2 separate regions of the Mus musculus genome follow, and region 1 is linked to region 2. The links are chromatin loops, found by intact Hi-C in ENCODE. Cell type or tissue: heart. All regions are shown on one strand. Each heading gives the region's core, and the rest is flanking DNA. Links, peaks and the distances in the headings are about the cores only.

Evidence for each region. A loop is a pair of places that touch in the nucleus more often than their neighbours do. Peaks named below come from ENCODE experiments on the same cell type or tissue, not always from the same donor. Only the 100,000 strongest peaks of a DNase experiment are listed, where the experiment ranks them.
Region 1: a loop joins it to region 2, with 3 times the contacts of the local background. A loop is called at or near these places in 2 of 42 quality-filtered maps.

The regions. Positions count from the first base shown.
Region 1 is chr17:83,701,320-83,709,653 of GRCm38, reverse strand. Mta3 (metastasis associated 3) reads right to left here and starts at 3,470. Exons shown (of 17, transcript NM_001379391.1): 1 at 3,369-3,470; 2 at 1,188-1,255. The coding sequence starts at 3,396. In heart, for the core only: no CTCF peak of the experiment used is centred there; DNase peaks (open chromatin) are centred at 3,513, 3,783 and 5,003; H3K4me3 peaks cover 2,429 bases; H3K27ac peaks cover 2,482 bases.
Region 2 is chr17:83,267,524-83,275,857 of GRCm38, reverse strand. Gm24240 (a small nucleolar RNA gene) reads right to left here and starts at 5,887; the gene lies at 5,753-5,887. In heart, for the core only: a CTCF peak has its summit at 4,182 (motif pointing left); DNase peaks (open chromatin) are centred at 1,567, 1,767, 4,125, 8,177 and 1 weaker place; H3K4me3 peaks cover 1,656 bases; H3K27ac peaks cover 1,607 bases.

The DNA of each region.
Region 1 (8,334 bases), core at 255-8,254, 430 kb before region 2:
ACTACGTTGTGTTTATTTTCATTTCCTGTTTTTCTAAACCAGTGTGTACCGCAGTTTTTTTGTTTGTTTGTTTGTTTCAGTCAATAGTACATTTTAAGTATTTTAGGATAAGTGGTTGGCACATAGTTAAAGGCATTAAGTAAACAATTGTTGAACTAATGAGTCTCTAAACTGTCTAAGGTTTATGCTAATATATAACATTACTATTCATCAAGTACTTTGGTTCATTTGTTTGCCTGTTCGGTTTGGATTTTTTTGAGACAGGGTTTCTCTGTGTAGCCCTGCTGTCCTGGATCTCTTGTAGACCAGGCTGGCCTTGAACTCAGAAACCCACCTGTCTCTGCCTTTGCCTACCTAGTGCCAGAATTAAAGAAAGGTGTGTGCTCTGGCCAGCTCATTTTCTTTTCCTTTCATTTTTGAGTTCTGTCTCTCTTGCTAGCTTGGAACTCTCCAAGTAGGAGAGCCTGGTTGGCTGGTGCGGAAGCCCCAGGGCAGGATTATCAGCCTGAGCCACTAAACCGGTTTTTCTTTCAGATTCTGGGAATTGAACTCAAGTCCTCATGCTTGCAAGTCATCTCCTCAGCCTCTCATTTTGTTTTTTTAAGACAGTCTCAGTGATACAACGCAGGACAAACTCAAACTAGGTATCAGGTGCCTGTCACGCCGCCGACTCATTTTACAATTTTGTGTGTTGTGGGGAGGGGTGGAGGCTGAGACTGGCTGACACTGGGCTGCCATGCCCCTGACTCTAGGCATGAACCACCACGCCCAAATTAGATTCTTCCTTCTAAAGCTCGAGGAGGAATATACTCATTCACTAGCAGATGTGAAACAGCGCTTGGGAAACTGAGGCAGGAGGATTGAGATTTTTTTGGAAGTCATTGTAAGCCTAGCTCAAACAAACATGCCTAATGTTTAAATATGAAACATGCCTACAGTCTTAAATATGAACAGAAGTCAAGTTACACACAACTGGCCTGATCTTCAAGGTTCAAAGCAATCTGAAGAAACAAACGTAACATGGGTCAAAAATCTTTATAAGAAGCCAACAAATATTCAGATGCCTGCAGAACTCTGTAATTAGCCTGGAACTGAAAGTAAAAATCACCTCTCGGGCCCTTTACCCAGTAACCCTTAAAGGGGAAGCGCTTCGGTGTTGGCCAGGTGATGCCACACTGCTCACTCACCTTGTTGAGCTCCTCTATCCGTCTGATGAGGTACGGGTTGCTGGAGGAATTCTCAAAATAAACGTAGTCTGCAAACAAAAAACGCACAGGTCTTTTCAACCAAGAGCTCACATTTGACAGCTCAGAGCCCTTTTCTTGTTTTTGTTTATTTTCCGTTTTGTTTTAGACAGGGTCACATGAGATAGCTCGGCATGTCTCAGAGAGCTTGCCTTGTTCACCAGACTGGCCTCAAACTCACAGCAGAGACCTGCCTGCCTCTGCCCAGGACTGGAGAGCTGGGATTAAAGGTGAGCCACCATCTCTTGGGCTACAATTCCCTATGCGTTAGGAAGTAGGCAAGCCACTGTAAGGCAGCCTCTGTAAGCGGTTCCAAGTTTATCACCGTCCTAGAATTCCCACCCCTGACGAAGTAGCCCAAGCTCATCTAGAACTAACTCAACATCCCCCAGCCTCACACACTCAAGTGGAGATTAGTGGTATGTACCACGTACCACATCCTGCTTACATTTCATTTTCTTTTTGAAAATAGCAGTCCGGGCTGGCAAGAACTGGTGAAGTAATTGAGACTGGCCTTCAACTCCTAAGCCTCCTGGCCCAACACTTACAGGCTGAATTTACTGGCATGTGCCACAGTGGTCACCCTTGAATTAATTATTTAATTTAAAAAAAAAAACAAAAAAAAGCATGGCTTGCTGTAATTGGGGGGAGTGGGACACAAAGGCAGGAGAATCACAAAGCAGAGGCCAGCCTCGTGCTACATAGCAAGACTTTGCCTCAAACAACAACAAAAAGCACAGGTCTTAAATCCCAGCACCTATGGAGCAGAGGCAAGCAGATCTCTGTGAGGCCAGCCTGGTCTAGGACTGAATCCTAGGGCATCTAGGCCTAAGTAGACACCTTGCCTCAAACAACCAAACAACCCCACCACAACATGATAGGCAAACCCCTTCATCACTATGTATCAGAGCTCATCAACGCAGCCTCCCACTAGCGCCTCATCCCTCCAATCCAACCAGCCCTCAACAACGATTCTTACATAAAAGTGTTGACCTGAGACAAATCAGGAGAAAAAGAAAGGCTTAACAGCCCAAATTCATTTCAAACATCAACTTAAAAAAAAAAATCGGCAGGCAGAATGTGTAAGGGCAAGCAGGTATCAAACTTTTCCTTGCTCTACCTGGGATGGTGAGGAATAGGGGCTGGGTGTTGGGTTGTTTTTTTTCCCCCCTTTTTTTATATTTGATTCAACTCCATTTAGACCCTTCTTATAAAGAAACCATGGCAAGTTTTCAACCAAAGGTACAGGATTTTTCCTCTACAGAGTGGCTGGAAACTTCCCACTATGTGTTTACCTGAGAGACTAGACTGCACAGTCACGGTCTACCTAGGCGGCTCTCTCCCAGCCCTCTGCTGCTAAGTGGCCTCATTTAGCCAGGCCATTCCCCCACCATCATCCATCAGGAGCTCGGCTAATGAGCAAAGACGGAAGAGCAAGTCTCACTCACAAACACGCCACTTATCTGAATTATTATTTTACCAGGAAGGAGGGAGGGAGGGCGTCGTGAGCAGGGAAAGTTTGTTTGACCTTATTTCTCTCTCTTCTGCAGAAGGCTGGAAAGACAGACAGCAGAGCCAACGTCCAGGCTGAGCTCTACTCCCTACCTGGGGCTGCGGCTCCCTGGCCCCACACACAGCCCCACTCTCAGGGGGACTGAACGGGAAACCGAAGGGAATGGGGGGTGAAGCAGCGACGGTGCAGGGCCCGGGCTCTGCAAACAGGCCTGTCGAGCTCTGCCCCCCACCTGGGCCACCATCGTCCCCAGCCCACGCTAACACCGAGGCAGAAGCCGGGGTTTGGGGTGAGGGGTGCTCAAGCCCCCCTCCCTCGTGCCCAAAAGCCACGCGAGGGAAAGACCACTCAGCTAGGGGGCTTGCAGGGGCTCTGTCCCTTTGGGGCGTTCGTAAAGGGGGTGTCCGATGCGTGTCCCCAGAAGAGGCCTGGCCCCGAGACGCCGGGCAGGAGCGGTGGGGGAGGGGAGTGGGGGTGGGGATCCCCCTGCGCCCCGCCCGCGGCGCCCTCAGCCCCGGGCTCCCGGGCTGCTGGCAGTAAGCGTGCGCTGCCCGGACCCCCGCTCCCACCGCCCGCTCCCCGACGGGCCGGGAAGGGCCGAGCCTTCCTACCTCCGACCCGGTACATGTTGGCCGCCATGTCCGCCCGCCCGCCCGCGGAGCCCGAGCCGAGCCCCGCCCGCCGCCGCCGCCTCAGCCTCGACCGCCGCCGCTGCCGCCGCCGCCGCCGCCTCGCCACGGGGGAGGGGGAGGGACGGGGAGGGGACACCGAGGGAGGGGGCTGTGCCCGCCCCCAGCGCCGGCAGAGCGACGCCGAGCGGGCCCGGGAGGCCGGAGCACGGCGGGAACGGGGCGGCGGGCTGCGGGGGGCCGAAGACCCCAGGGGCCACCCGCACTAGCCTCGGGGTAGCACACCAGGGTCAGGGGCTGTGGAAGAACCAGGGTGGGGACAGAGGTTCAGCCACTCCGAGCGTCTCTCTCGCCCGCGTCACCTGTCCACCTTGGGACAGGTTCTCCTTTCCTGCTTCTGTTCCCCAGGGACACCCCTCTATGTGTGACCTCAAGCACACGAACGCCCTTCTGGGTACAACTCTCCGATGCAGCCAATGCAAGCGACAGATGCTTGTTTGCGTCCCTCCCTCGTGGTGAGAGGACGTTTGGTGGCTTTAGAGCCTACAGGCCCTGGGGCCAAGAAGACCCTACGTACTTGCAGCTTGCTCAAGTCTGAGACCCAGCTATGAAAAGAACTGGAAGCTGACTTTCTCACCCCGACCACACTGGCAGGTCAGTCGTGGCTGTGCCAAAACTGGGCTGAACAAAACCGACCCCCCCCCCCACACACACACACACACACACACATCCTCTAGCCCTGCCTCTAAACAGGCTTTGTGTACAGCGTGTGCTTTGACCAGGGGAGGCCTTCAGCACAAGAGGGCTTCCTTTGCCGGTAGAAGAACAGGGTTTCCACAATCCGCAGTTTTCCCCCCATCAAAAGGAGGAGGTCGTGTCTAACAGCTTGGGGTTGCTGGTCAGCTAACTAGTTTTATGTCAAAAAGCACGTCCTCGCCCCAATCCCCGTTTTTGGTTTTTTGGTTTTTTTTTTTTTTTGCATTAATGGGGATTGAAGCCAGGTCTTTGCACAGGCTAGTCATTTAACTATAGAACTAACTTTTCATGTTTGTTGGTTTGTTTTTAAATTCTTAATACACTTATTTACTTATCTATCCATCCATGCATCTATTTATCTATCTATCATGTGAGGGCATGAATGCTATGAGATATATATGTATAGGTCTATCATAGGAGTAGAGATTGAACTCAGATAGTCAGGCCTGGCTATACTGAGCTACCTCACCAACATTACTTGTTTTAATACGGGTCTCAGTTCAGGCTGGCTCTTGTAGCCTCCTGCCTCAGCCTCCTGAGTGCTGGGTTATATTACAGGTGTAGGATCACTTGTCCCATCAGAAAGCTCTTAAGTGGCTAGTTTTCCCATGCTGAGTAGCTATAGATCCCTTTTCACGTTCCTCACACCCTCTATGAGGTTTTGAATATAGATGGTCCTCATAGTACTAAACACCTGTAACCCTAGTATTCCATAGGCAAAGGCTGGAGGCGCTCCAGTTTGTGGCCAGCTTGGGATACAGAGCGAGATCTTCCTGACTGACTCTCCCCAATGAACACATAACTTCTTTTAGGAAAGCCAAGGCATTCCAAACTACACCCAGGCCTTGTTGCACAATAAACATTGGCCTAGTATTGTGGGTTGGAGTGCCTGGTGATGCTGATTTAAAGGGCTGTGCCAAAGTAGGAGTTGTCCCGGGAAAAGAAGACTGCATTTTGGTTGAAGCTCCTCTAGCATCCAATATTGAGAATAGCAGGTGTCTGTCGATTCTTTTGTACTCTGGAAAGCCTCAGATTCGCTGGTAGCTTGCAAACTGTGAGTCCTCAGCCCTTCTGGCCCAGGGAAGAAAACAAAAGAGCTCTGGTATGCTGACAGTATAGCTGTTATTTATCATTTATCATAACTCTTTTACTGGGGATCCTACCGAAAATATAATGTGACTTATCTGAAACCACTCTCCATTTCTAAACTGACACACATCAGCTGATAGTTCACCTGGAATAGTATTCCGGCATCAGAACTAATCCCTCTGGCCCAAACAGCATGAACCGCAAAGTCTGTCTTCTACTAAGAATGCCGCCTGAAAATTCAAAGAAATGGATCATAAGTTTTAGAAGGCTTTCTCATTATTTTTAAGTAATAAATATGAACAAGAGTAGGGCTGGAGGTGCATAGGAGATGGCTCAGCAGGTAAACATGCTTGCTGACAAGTTCGACCCCTGGAACAAATACATTGGAAAGAGAAAATTAATTCCCAAAAGTTGTCCACAGAGCCCCACATGTACATCATGGACTTCATACATGCACAGATAAACATGCCCATCATAAACTTCATACATGCACACATACACACATGCCCATCATAGACTTCACACATGCACACATACACACATACACACATGCCCATTATAGCCTACATACATGCACACATACACACTAAGTTTTTCTTAAAGTCCAGTTGGGGGGTAGAGGCAGGAATAGCAGGAGTTCAAGATTATCCTAAACTGCACGGGGAATTTGAGGTTAGCCTGAGCTCCATGGCTGGGTTATAGCTGACTAAGATGTGACTAGATCCTACCATACCTGAAGCTCTGGGTTAGAGGCCCACCAGAAAATAAGTCAAGAATGATAGCCTATGCTTCTAAACCCAATCCTTGGGTTGAAAGTGAAGGTAGGAAGACGGCAGGAAGGAGAAACTCAAGTTTTCCTCAGCTACACAATTTCATGACGCCATCCTAGACTACATGAGAGTCCATCTCAAAAGCAAAATAATAAGTAAAAAAAAAAAATCCTTCCTCAAAGTATTTCTGTATTCTTATTACTTCCTTATCTGCTCTTCCCATTTCCTCAGGTTTTTTGAGGTCTCTATACTTACCACAACAGGTATGTGAAAAGTGCTAAGAACATTTCCCACACCTGTCCACACTCAGCTTTTCTCCAGTCATAGCCTGGAGCCCCCATTAAAGACTTAGACCTGGGTCAGAACAGGAAGTAATGGTGGTGGCCAATTCAGACTCCCCTGTCTCCCCTATCTTCTCTGTCTTAAGCTCCTTCTACCTCCAGCTCCAAAACAGGGTCCTCTATATTGGAAATGCTCAGTATCTTAAAGAGTGGGGAAGGGAGGGAGGCTCAGCAACCAGAGCATGCATTGCTGTTTCAGGAGTGCATGGAGTTAGGATCCCAGAAGAACCCTGTACTGGCTAGTTTTGTATCAACTTGACACAGCTGGAGTTATCACAAAGAAAGGAGCTTCAGTTGAGGAAATGCCTCCATGAGATCCAACTGTAAGGCATTTTCTCAATTAGTGATCAAGGGAGAAAGGCCCCTTGTGGGTGGGGCCATCTCTGGGCTGGTAGTCTTGGTTCTATAAGAAAGCAGGCTGAGCAAGCCAGGGGAAGCAAGCCAGTAAAGAACATCCCTCCATGGCCTCTGCATCAGCTCCTGCTTTCTGACCTGCTTGAGTTCCAGTCCTGACTTCCTTGGTGATGAACGGCAGTGTGGAAATGTAAGCTGAATAAACCCTTTCCTCCCCAACTGCTTCTTGGTCATGATGTTTGTGCAGGAATAGAAATCCTGACTAGCCGGGCGTGGTGGCGCATGCCTTTAATCCCAGCACTCGGGAGGCAGAGGCAGGCAGATTTCTGAGTTTGAGGCCACCCTGGTCTACAGAGTGAGTTCCAGGACAGCCAGGGCTACACACAGAAACCCTGTCTCGAAAAACCAAAAAAAAAAAACAAAACAAAAACAAACAAACAAACAAACAAAAAACAAAAGAAACCCTGACTAAGACACACCCATATCAGAGGACCTGCAGTCGTCTCTAACTCCAGCTCCAGAGCATTCAACACCTTCTTCTGGCCTTCACACACACCTACACACAAGCACACAAACACACACATAAATAAAAAAAGTCTTAAAGTAAAATAAATAAATAGATGGGGGCTGAAGTTGTAGCTCTGTTGGTAGAATACACACCCCACATGCATCTTCATCCCCAACACTGAATAAGCCAGGTGTGGTGTCCCATGTTAAGGACTTCATATTTGTTACGTCACATTTCTCTCTGGCCATCTCCAGTATCCCTATGGAAGAGATGTCCCCTACAGCATGTCAGTAACACCAGAGTAAATGGGGTCTCCCCATGGACAAAGCTTCCTAGTATGGCTGTTGTAATTAAAGAAACACATGGAAGGCATTGCTTGAGGCCCAGAGTGTTCCCTCTGTTGGTCTCTATAAACCCACTCTTCCATTTGCAAGAATGCTGCAAATGAGCCAGGTGTGGCAGCCTATGCCTGCCATCTTAGCTTTCTGGAGATAGAGGCAGGAGGACCAGCCGGAGCTACATGAGACCTTATCTGAAAGAAAGACAAAGAAGAAAGAAAGAGACAGCATCACCACATCACTGCCTAGAAGGCTCAGTGGGTAAAGCCACTTGCCACCAAGCCTGAAGACCTGAGTTCAGTCCCCGGGCATACATGATGGAGGAAAAGCAGCTTCTATAAAACTGTTCTTCAACCTTCCACATGCGTGCCACACACCCATGCATGCCACACATACATATGCACGCACACATAGGTGCATACACACATACCCCCTACACACAATATACACACAAACACACATAGACACACATGCACTCACACATAGACACATACGCATGCACACAGACATACACACATATGCACACACGCCCAAACACATACACACACACATAAACATGCTCACACACATATACACATGTGGACACACACACAAATAAATATAAAAATAAGAAAAGAGACAGGCATGGTGGCACACATCTTTAATCTCAGCACTTAGTATTTTTGGGTTTTGTTTGGTTTGGTTTGGTTTTTTCTTTCTTCTTTTTTTTTTTTTTTTTTTTTTTTTTTTTTTTTTTTTTTGGATTTTCAAGACAGGGTTTCTCTGTATAGCCCTGGCTGTCCTGGAACTCAC
Region 2 (8,334 bases), core at 297-8,296:
TGCTGCCAGGTGGTAAGGACGGGGTGATGGAGAAAGGAGGACCCTTACTCTAGTAAGGGCCTAGAGTGGGACCCTCTCTGACTGTATAGGCACAAGAAGGAAATGGAGACCCTTCTTTTTGGTTTTTTGTTTGTTTTGTTTTTTGAGACACGGTTTCTCTGTATAGCCCTCGCTGTCCTGGAACTAACTTTGTACACCAGGCTGGCCTTGAACTCAGAAATCCGCCTGCCTCTGCCTCCGGAGTGCTGAGATTAAAGGCGTGCGCCACCACGCCCGGCTGAAGAGTCAGGTGAGAAGGCTCCTCTCTTCTGAACAGAACCAACAGTTTGATCAGGTTAGGGATTAGGAGGTGGGAAGACAGAGGGCGGATCCTAAGTGGGGCCCACGTAACCTTTCCTAGGAGTTTGGCCCCTATTGCTTGGAACAGGGGTGGACGGATCTAGACTGTCTCTCTACTTTCCCTTGAGACGATTGCTTTGATTGATAATACATTTGGCCTGTTGAGATGGCCCACCCGGTAAAGGTGCTTGAGGCCAGGCCTGACGATCTGAGTTCAAACCCCAGGACCCACACGATGAAAATGGAGATCACACACAAAATGTTCAGCCAGGTCAATAGTCTTCTATTGTCTGTGGATTCTCCCCTGGGTCTTGCACTTTGTCCGTTTCCATGGCCTATATACGATCGGACTTTCACACTGGATTGTGAACAAAGGCTTTTCTCACACTGGATTGTGAACAAAAGCTTTTCCGTGTATCTTCCTAGTTAGATGTTAGCTTCACCACGCCAGGGCCCTGGTGAATCTCATATACCTTTGGGGACCTACCGTCTAGTAGTGTTTACCTTCCAGTATAAAGACTGCTTAAATGTTTGTTGAATGAATAAGAAGGATGAGGAGGGAATTGGGCAGGCCCGATACTAACAACATAGACCAGAGGCAAAGCTGGCCAATATGGAGCCAGCACACAGAGGGTACTTGCCACCTGCTACCCAGATCCAGGATGGGAAGGTCCTGGGGGCTTGGCTCTGTGTCTCCCGAGGCCACACCGACTCGTGGACATTCCTGTCCCGGCTCTAGGTCTGTCTATCTTGGTCGTATTGGTAGAGCCCCGTTTTCCCGATCCCCTTTACTTCCATGCTCCCCCATTCCTGGACAGCCTAGAAGGTTCTGGTTTCATGCAAATTGATACTATTTGGTCATTCCGATGGGGCTTATAAGTGGCCTAGCCTGAGACAGAGGACAGAAATGGCTTTCACTAAGCTGTCTGCCTTCAGGACAGAGTGACTTTAAGCTCAAAGCCCAAGTGCTGCTGTATCTTATGTTTCACCCTTTCAGGCCATCCAAGTAGCCAAAGGTCTGGAGAGGGGACTCTCTCCTCTGCATAAGTTCCCCCTGAACCCTGGGAGGACAGGAGGCTGAGGTCAGGCCTGTCCATCAGTGAGAGAGATCCAGACATCATTTCCAGAACTGCCTCTAGACACTCACCCGTGAGAACAGCCCAGGCAGCCTTGGCAAAGGCTTCCAACCCGGTCAGCTCACAGCATCGACAATGGTTCTGGGAATTCCAACTCTCAAAACCCCTACATTTTTTTCATAAGAAAAAGGAACATATTTTGGCATCTTTGTTCCTGAAACAGGAAATGGCCAAGACAGTGACCTCCAGTAGCTACTTCCTCCTCCAGTGTTCATAAGGGGGTGGGTTCTGTCAGTCCTGTTCCCCACCCCCCCCCCCCCGGGATCAGTGGGCATAGACACCCCAACAGGGGATAGTAGGGACTGACAGGAAATGTAGGGGTGGGGATGGAAGGAGAGAGTTCCGAGGAATGCACAAGCCCAGTGGGCTGGAGTTGGGGCCAGTGGGTGCCTGGCATCTGAGGGCTACTTAGTCGGATGGTTACTTTTATCATTTTATGGAAAGAACATCACCGCTGTGACCTCTTAGGGGTTCAAGCGGAATAATTCAAGGTTCCAAGGTTCTGGGACCTGGGCCGTGTGTGGACTCTGGGCTGGGGAGGAGTTAAGGCGTGGTCTCAGTCAAAGGCGTGGTCTCTCCCAGTCAGAGCAGGAGAGTAAAGTGAACCCCCCTGGGGTGCTGAGGGGGGTGGGTGTGAGAGGGAATGGAGACCTGGCAGAAGGAACGGCAGAGACAGAGGGCCCTCTGAGTTGTACGGATTTCCCTAGAGCCTCCTTCCCTCCTGTCCCTCAACCCCGGAGGTCTTGACTCTTGATCCGCACGGATACAACAGACCCAGTTCAGAGGAAGGGATAGGGCAACGGGGGAGCACTGGAGGGTGGGGGTGCAGAAGGGCAAGCAGCCCTGCAACCATTAACGTTTTCACATTCCTGGCTCCTCACCGAGAGCAGTTGGCTAGGCTGGTCCCTGTGAATAGGTCCTTGCTGGCCCAAGTTCTTGCTGTAAAGCTGGGCTTTTGTGAACCCAAGGGAACTGATGGCGGCGGCGGTTTGCAGTGAGAAGAGTGGTAAGATCCGAGTTGCTTGGGTAAAATGTGCGGAGCAACGGTCTCCAGGCAAGCAGAGGCATCCTCCTTTCTGGACCCGCTAGTGAAGGGCACCTGTGGCGGTGGACAGGGTGAGCAGAGGTCACAGGCTTGGCTCTGAGACAGACAGGTGAGAGGTGGACTGATGATGGAGACTGTGGTCAGAGGGGCTAGGAGGATACTGGGGATCCGAGGTCCTATAGGTCAGGAGGGTGTTCCTCAGACTCCAATTCTGGGGTATCTGGCTTAACTGAGCACTCCTCAAACTGGGAAGAGGAAGGCAGAAGGGGAAAGGTCTGGGGATCCCTTTAAAGCCCGGGATGCTATAGAGATGCTGTCCCTTAAGCTTTATGTCTCTTCCCAGGCTGGAAGTGTCCAGAGCACTTCTCACAGGTCCCCGGCACATACCAGGTATCAAATAAAAGTCAGCTGGAAGGGACGATCAGGGTCAGAGGCCCACTGTGAGCAGGTGGGGCCAGCTGGTTGCCGCAAAGGCTGACTTCTGTCACCTTGCCTTGCGGACAGACGGCTCAGTGGCTTCTGTCAGTGGGACTGTGAAATCCACTTCCTGAGCCAGCCTTTCTACTTCTCATTTTCTCTGGGTCCTTTTGTCTTCTGTGTCTCCCATAGAGACCGTCTGTCTATCTATCTATCGATCTATCTATCTATCTATCTATCTATCTATCTATCTATCTATCGTGTGTGTGTGTGTGTGTGTGTGTGTGTGTGTATGTGTGTGCTCACACACACTTATGTGAGTAATCGAGCAATGCATGGGTGTGTGCTGTACCTGTATGTGGTGTGTGCACATGGAGGCCAGAGGTTGCTGTCAGGTGTGTCTTTATTTTTCACTTTCCACCTTATTTTTTTTTAAAAGATTTACTTATTTTTATTTTATGTATATGAGTGTTTTGCCTGTATGTATGTATGTGTGTGTGTATATATATATATATATATATATATGTGTGTGTGTGTGTGTGTATACACATATGTGTGTGTATGTGTGTATATGTGTTATGTGTATGTATGTGTGTGTGTATATGTATGTATATGTGTGTGTGTATGTATGTATGTATGTGTGTATGTATGTATGATATGCATGCCTGGTACCCTCAAAGGGCTCTGAAGACGGTAATGGAACCCCTGAAGCTGGAGTTACAAACCATTGTGAACTTCCATGTGGGTGACAGGAACCAAGTCTGGATCATCTTTAAGAGCAGTAACTGGGAGTTTACCCGTCGAGCCTTGGCTTCAGCCCCTCCGCCTTAGTTTTTGAGACTGGGTCTCACTAAATCCAGACTGTGCCACTTTGGCAACACTGGCTGCCCAGAGAGCACCAGGGGGTCGGCTTGTCTCAGCACTGAATTATACAAGTGTGTTCCATGCCTAGCCTTTCACTTGGCTGTTGTGTATTTGTTTACGTGGCACACTTTATTGATTTAAACCATATCCCCAGCCACTGCATTTTTCTACCTTTAATTTGTGAGGGATTATGTTGGGAAAGATGATACAGTGGCAAACAATGCTTATACCTGAGATAGATGACACCCCCCACGCCCCCAGCCCCTGTAAGGTCTGAGGATCATTCTCTAAAGCCTAGCAAGGTCTGTGATGCGGCTTTGTTGGAAGAGGGTAGCATTTTCCTTGCTAGGTGTGATTTTGTGGCGCCACCTGCTGGCAATGGACAGATATAATCACACTGAGTTTTGCATGACTGTTCACACAGAGAAACCAAATATTGGGGCTGAAGTGATGGCTCAGTGGTTAAGAGCACTGGCTGTTCTTCCAAAGGACTCAGAACCCACACAGCAGCTCATTAGATGTCTGTAACTCCAGTTCCTGGAGGGATCAAGACTCTCATCTAACTTCATGGACACTAAACCTATATGGGGAGTGTATATATGTATATATTCTGTGTGTATGTGTTGCCTGTATGAATATATATATTCATGCAACACACATACACACAGAATATAGATAAATAAATCTTAAAAATAAATCAATTATTAAAGCATATATATGTGTGTGTATATATATATACATACATATATATGTATGTATATATACATACATATATATGTATATATATATACATACACATATATATATGGCTTGGAAATTCCACTGTGGCAGAGCACTAGCTTAGCTTGCCTGAGCTCAGCATTTTTGGCTTTAGCCACTGGCTGGCACACCAAAGAAGCAAGCAAGCAAATAGTAACGTGCAGAATGGGACTCAGTGAGACACACACGTGCCAGACTTCTTTGCTGACCAAATTGCATCCTCGGCTCTTGGGGGAGTCCTTTATTTTTATTTCTAAAATAAGTTTTTAAAGGTTTTTTTATTTTATTTTATGCGTTTGTCTGCATGTATGTCTACACTCCAGGTACTTACTCAGTGCCCAAGGAGGTAAGGCTTTTCGATCCATTAGAACTGGAATTACGGATGGTTGGGAATGACCGCATGGATGCTGGGGCTTAAACCTAGTTCCTCTGCAAGAGCAACTTGTGCTCTTGACAACGGATCCTTCTTTCCAGCCTCTAGGGAATCTTTTAAAACTCAAATCTAATCAAGTGTCTTTTCTATGCTTAAATACCTTCAGTGGCCTTTAACCTCTGTTTAACTCTAATCCAAATGCCTTAGTAAAAACCCAAGTCCCATAAAGATCTGCAGGCTCAAGACCTCGGGTCAGACTCAATGTTGGCTATGCATTGAAGTCTTCTAGAAATATTTTTTAAACAGCCATCAATGGTTCATCCCTGCTTCCTTTTCTTGTGTGAGCGTCTGTAGTGTGCACTAAGCGGGTGTTCTGTCAGGGAGCCTCATCCCCAGTGCCTGCTCATTTGGAGACAGTCTCCCTATGCAGCCCAGGTTAGACTCAAGTTCGAAGTCCGTCTGCCCCAGTCTCCTAATTGTTAGGATTAAAAGTGTGTGTCACTTAAAAAAAAAAATTAAATGCATTTTATTTTTAGACAACCTACATGACATTTTTCTTAAGAAAAGAAAAACAAAACCCTCAAAACAAACAACTCCCCACCAAAACAGTGCCTCCCCTCTAAATAAATAACAATCAAAATAAAAGCTCAGGATGACGTCAGTCCCATCTGTCTGTCCCAAGTCCTGGTGTTGTATGGATGGTAAGCAGCCGCCAGTTGCCAGTTACGGTGTTAGGCGATATAACCAAGTGGTGACTGCAAAGCAAGGAGAGTGAGGTCCCGAGCAGATCAGCTTGAGTGTGGAACTCCCCTCGCATGGAGATGTGCTCCCCAATTCAACCTGGGCACAAAGACACAAAGACAGGCACAGGGAGAGTTTCCTTTTGCAACCTAGTGCAACCCCGAAGTGTTACTTTAAAATCTTATAGTGCAGTTGAACTGGGATGCGCTGCGATACTGACATATTTGACAAGCTCCTGTGTAGATTTTATATCTATTTGTTTTGGTTGTTCAAGATAGAATTTCTCCATGGTAAGCCTGGCTGCCTTGGAACTTTCTCTGTAGACCAGGCTGGCCTTGGGCTCAGAGGTCTGCCTGCCTCTTGAATGAAGTGCTGGGACCAAAGGTGTGTGCTACCACTGCCAGGCTATTCTGGGTAGATTTTAAAAGATGGAGGAGTTGAGAACCTCTGCATTGAATCTGGCTGATCATCCCTTCCTCACCAGATACCAACCTGCCTGAGCTCTTCCAGCCTCAGGACTTTGCAGATGCTGTCCCTTCTGCCTGGAAGGCATTTTCCCTTGCTTGCCTTGTGTCTCCTCCTCCCCCTGCCCCAGACTCAGTTTAAATGTCTCCTGTTCACAGAGGCCTCTCCTAAGCACTCAATGTAAGATGTTTTCTCTTGTCACTATCAATTGTTAATTTTAAAAAAATCTTTCTTAATTCTATCGCCATTAAAAGTTTTGGATTTATTTGTTTCTTAAAATTATTGTATTTCACAATAGATGATAGCCAGAAGAAGAAAAGTTTGTGTGTGTGTGTGTGTGTGTGTGTGTGTGTGTGTGTGTGTGAGACACCATTTACAATGATAGCCTGTGATAGGAAGAGTTCTAAGAATAGAAAAGGGGGCACATTTACAAGTTAACAACTTAGTTTGTTCTCATTTTATGGATGCTGGCAGAAGACAAAAGACTCTGAGGCCAGAGAGAAACTTTATGACTCACAGAAACAGCGCTGCCAGTGTGTCAGCATCGACTCTGGTTCCTTCACGTCCAGTTTCCACCAGGTGACGTGCAGGTCCAGGTGTTTGCTGTGAGCTGCGTTGCAGAAGAGGAGCCAGAACATAGGGAATCAGCAGTGTTCCTTGCACTTTTGTTCTTTTGGCCTTTATCCCAGAAGGAGACATGGCCTTTACAACGCTGGGCAGGAGGCGAAGCTTCCCTGTGTTCCACAGGGAGATGCGATCTTGGTCTTTCAAGGCTGCGTACTATGCAGGCATCTTTTGAGAGAGTCAGGAACTAAAGCAGGTATTCCTCTGGGTCGTGGGTCTGTAGGTCCGTAGATCCGTAGGTCTGTAGGTATGGGACAAGCCTTTGGGACGCCCGTGCTTAGTTGAGGCTTCTGCCTAGAGGTGCTTTGTAGAACAAGCACTGGACTCTGACAGACCGGGAGGTGGGGTTCATCATTTAAAACTGTGAGGCAACTGGAATTTGTGGACACAACACTGGAGAGGAGGGGACTGTGTAGATACGTCTGCAGTACACATGGGGTTGCCTTGATACTTGTTCAAACAGGCAAGAAAAGGTTCCAGCTATTGGAAAAACAACAACCAGGAGGCTGGGGACTAAGCAGCGTCCAGAGCTCACACGGATGGGGGGGTGGGGTGGGCGGGCATGTTCCAGTTCTAACTGGCTAGAGCGGCCAGGGAAGAGGCATACGGGCTCTGCGGTGCAGTGAGTAGATGTCTTAGTCTTAAGATGCCTTGGTTTGGGATGCTATCCTATAGTCCTGATGGCTCATAAAGGATAGGGATGTGTTTTAGAGGCTGCACCTATGAGGTCAGGTGCCAGCGTGGGTGGGCTGTGGGGAGCGCCATCTTCCAGGCTGCACAATGCCTTCTTGTATTTTCATCTGGTAGAAGAGATCTAGGGAGCTCTCTCTATAACCATGACACCCACAGATTTCATTCACGAGGACCCTAGCTTCATGACCTACTTACTTTCTAAATGCCCCATCTTTGGGCACCATCACATCATATCAGGGTTTTAGAGTTTCCACATGTGATACTTTTGCACTTCTGGAGATTGAGCTCAGGGTGTGGAGATTGAATGTATGTGGGTGTGCATGCATGTGTATGTGTGTGTGTGTGTGTGTGCTCACGTGCGTGCGAGGTGAGTGGGAGTGTGTCATGTGTTAGGATAGTTGACAGCATCCCTGGCTTCTACTCAGGAGATGGCAGAAGCAACCTCCTAGCTGAGGCAACCCAAAATATCCGCAGACACTGCCAAGGTTCCTTCAGTGGAGATGGATGCCTACTGTCCCCGATTTAGAACCAGAGTTCTGGACTGTCCTAACAAAGCAGGAGAACAAAGCCCGGAGATGTTTTTAACTTCTCTATAAAGAACTCAGCCATGTGATCCCTCGCTTCAAAAAAAGATTCAGCTACTCAGCAGTGCCAACATCCGCATTCACAGTGCCCAGCTGTAGCCAATCAAAAAAACGCTAGGCATGCTACTAGCCAATCAAAAAACGCTAGGCATGCTACTAGCCAATCAAAAAACTGCTAGGTGTGCTACAGCGCTCCTGTACAGAGCCTGCCTGCACTGGGAGGTCTGTGACGAGAGAGTTTGTGACAAGAGACAGATTTACACACACCTCGAGCTGGCATACGAGAAGATCTTC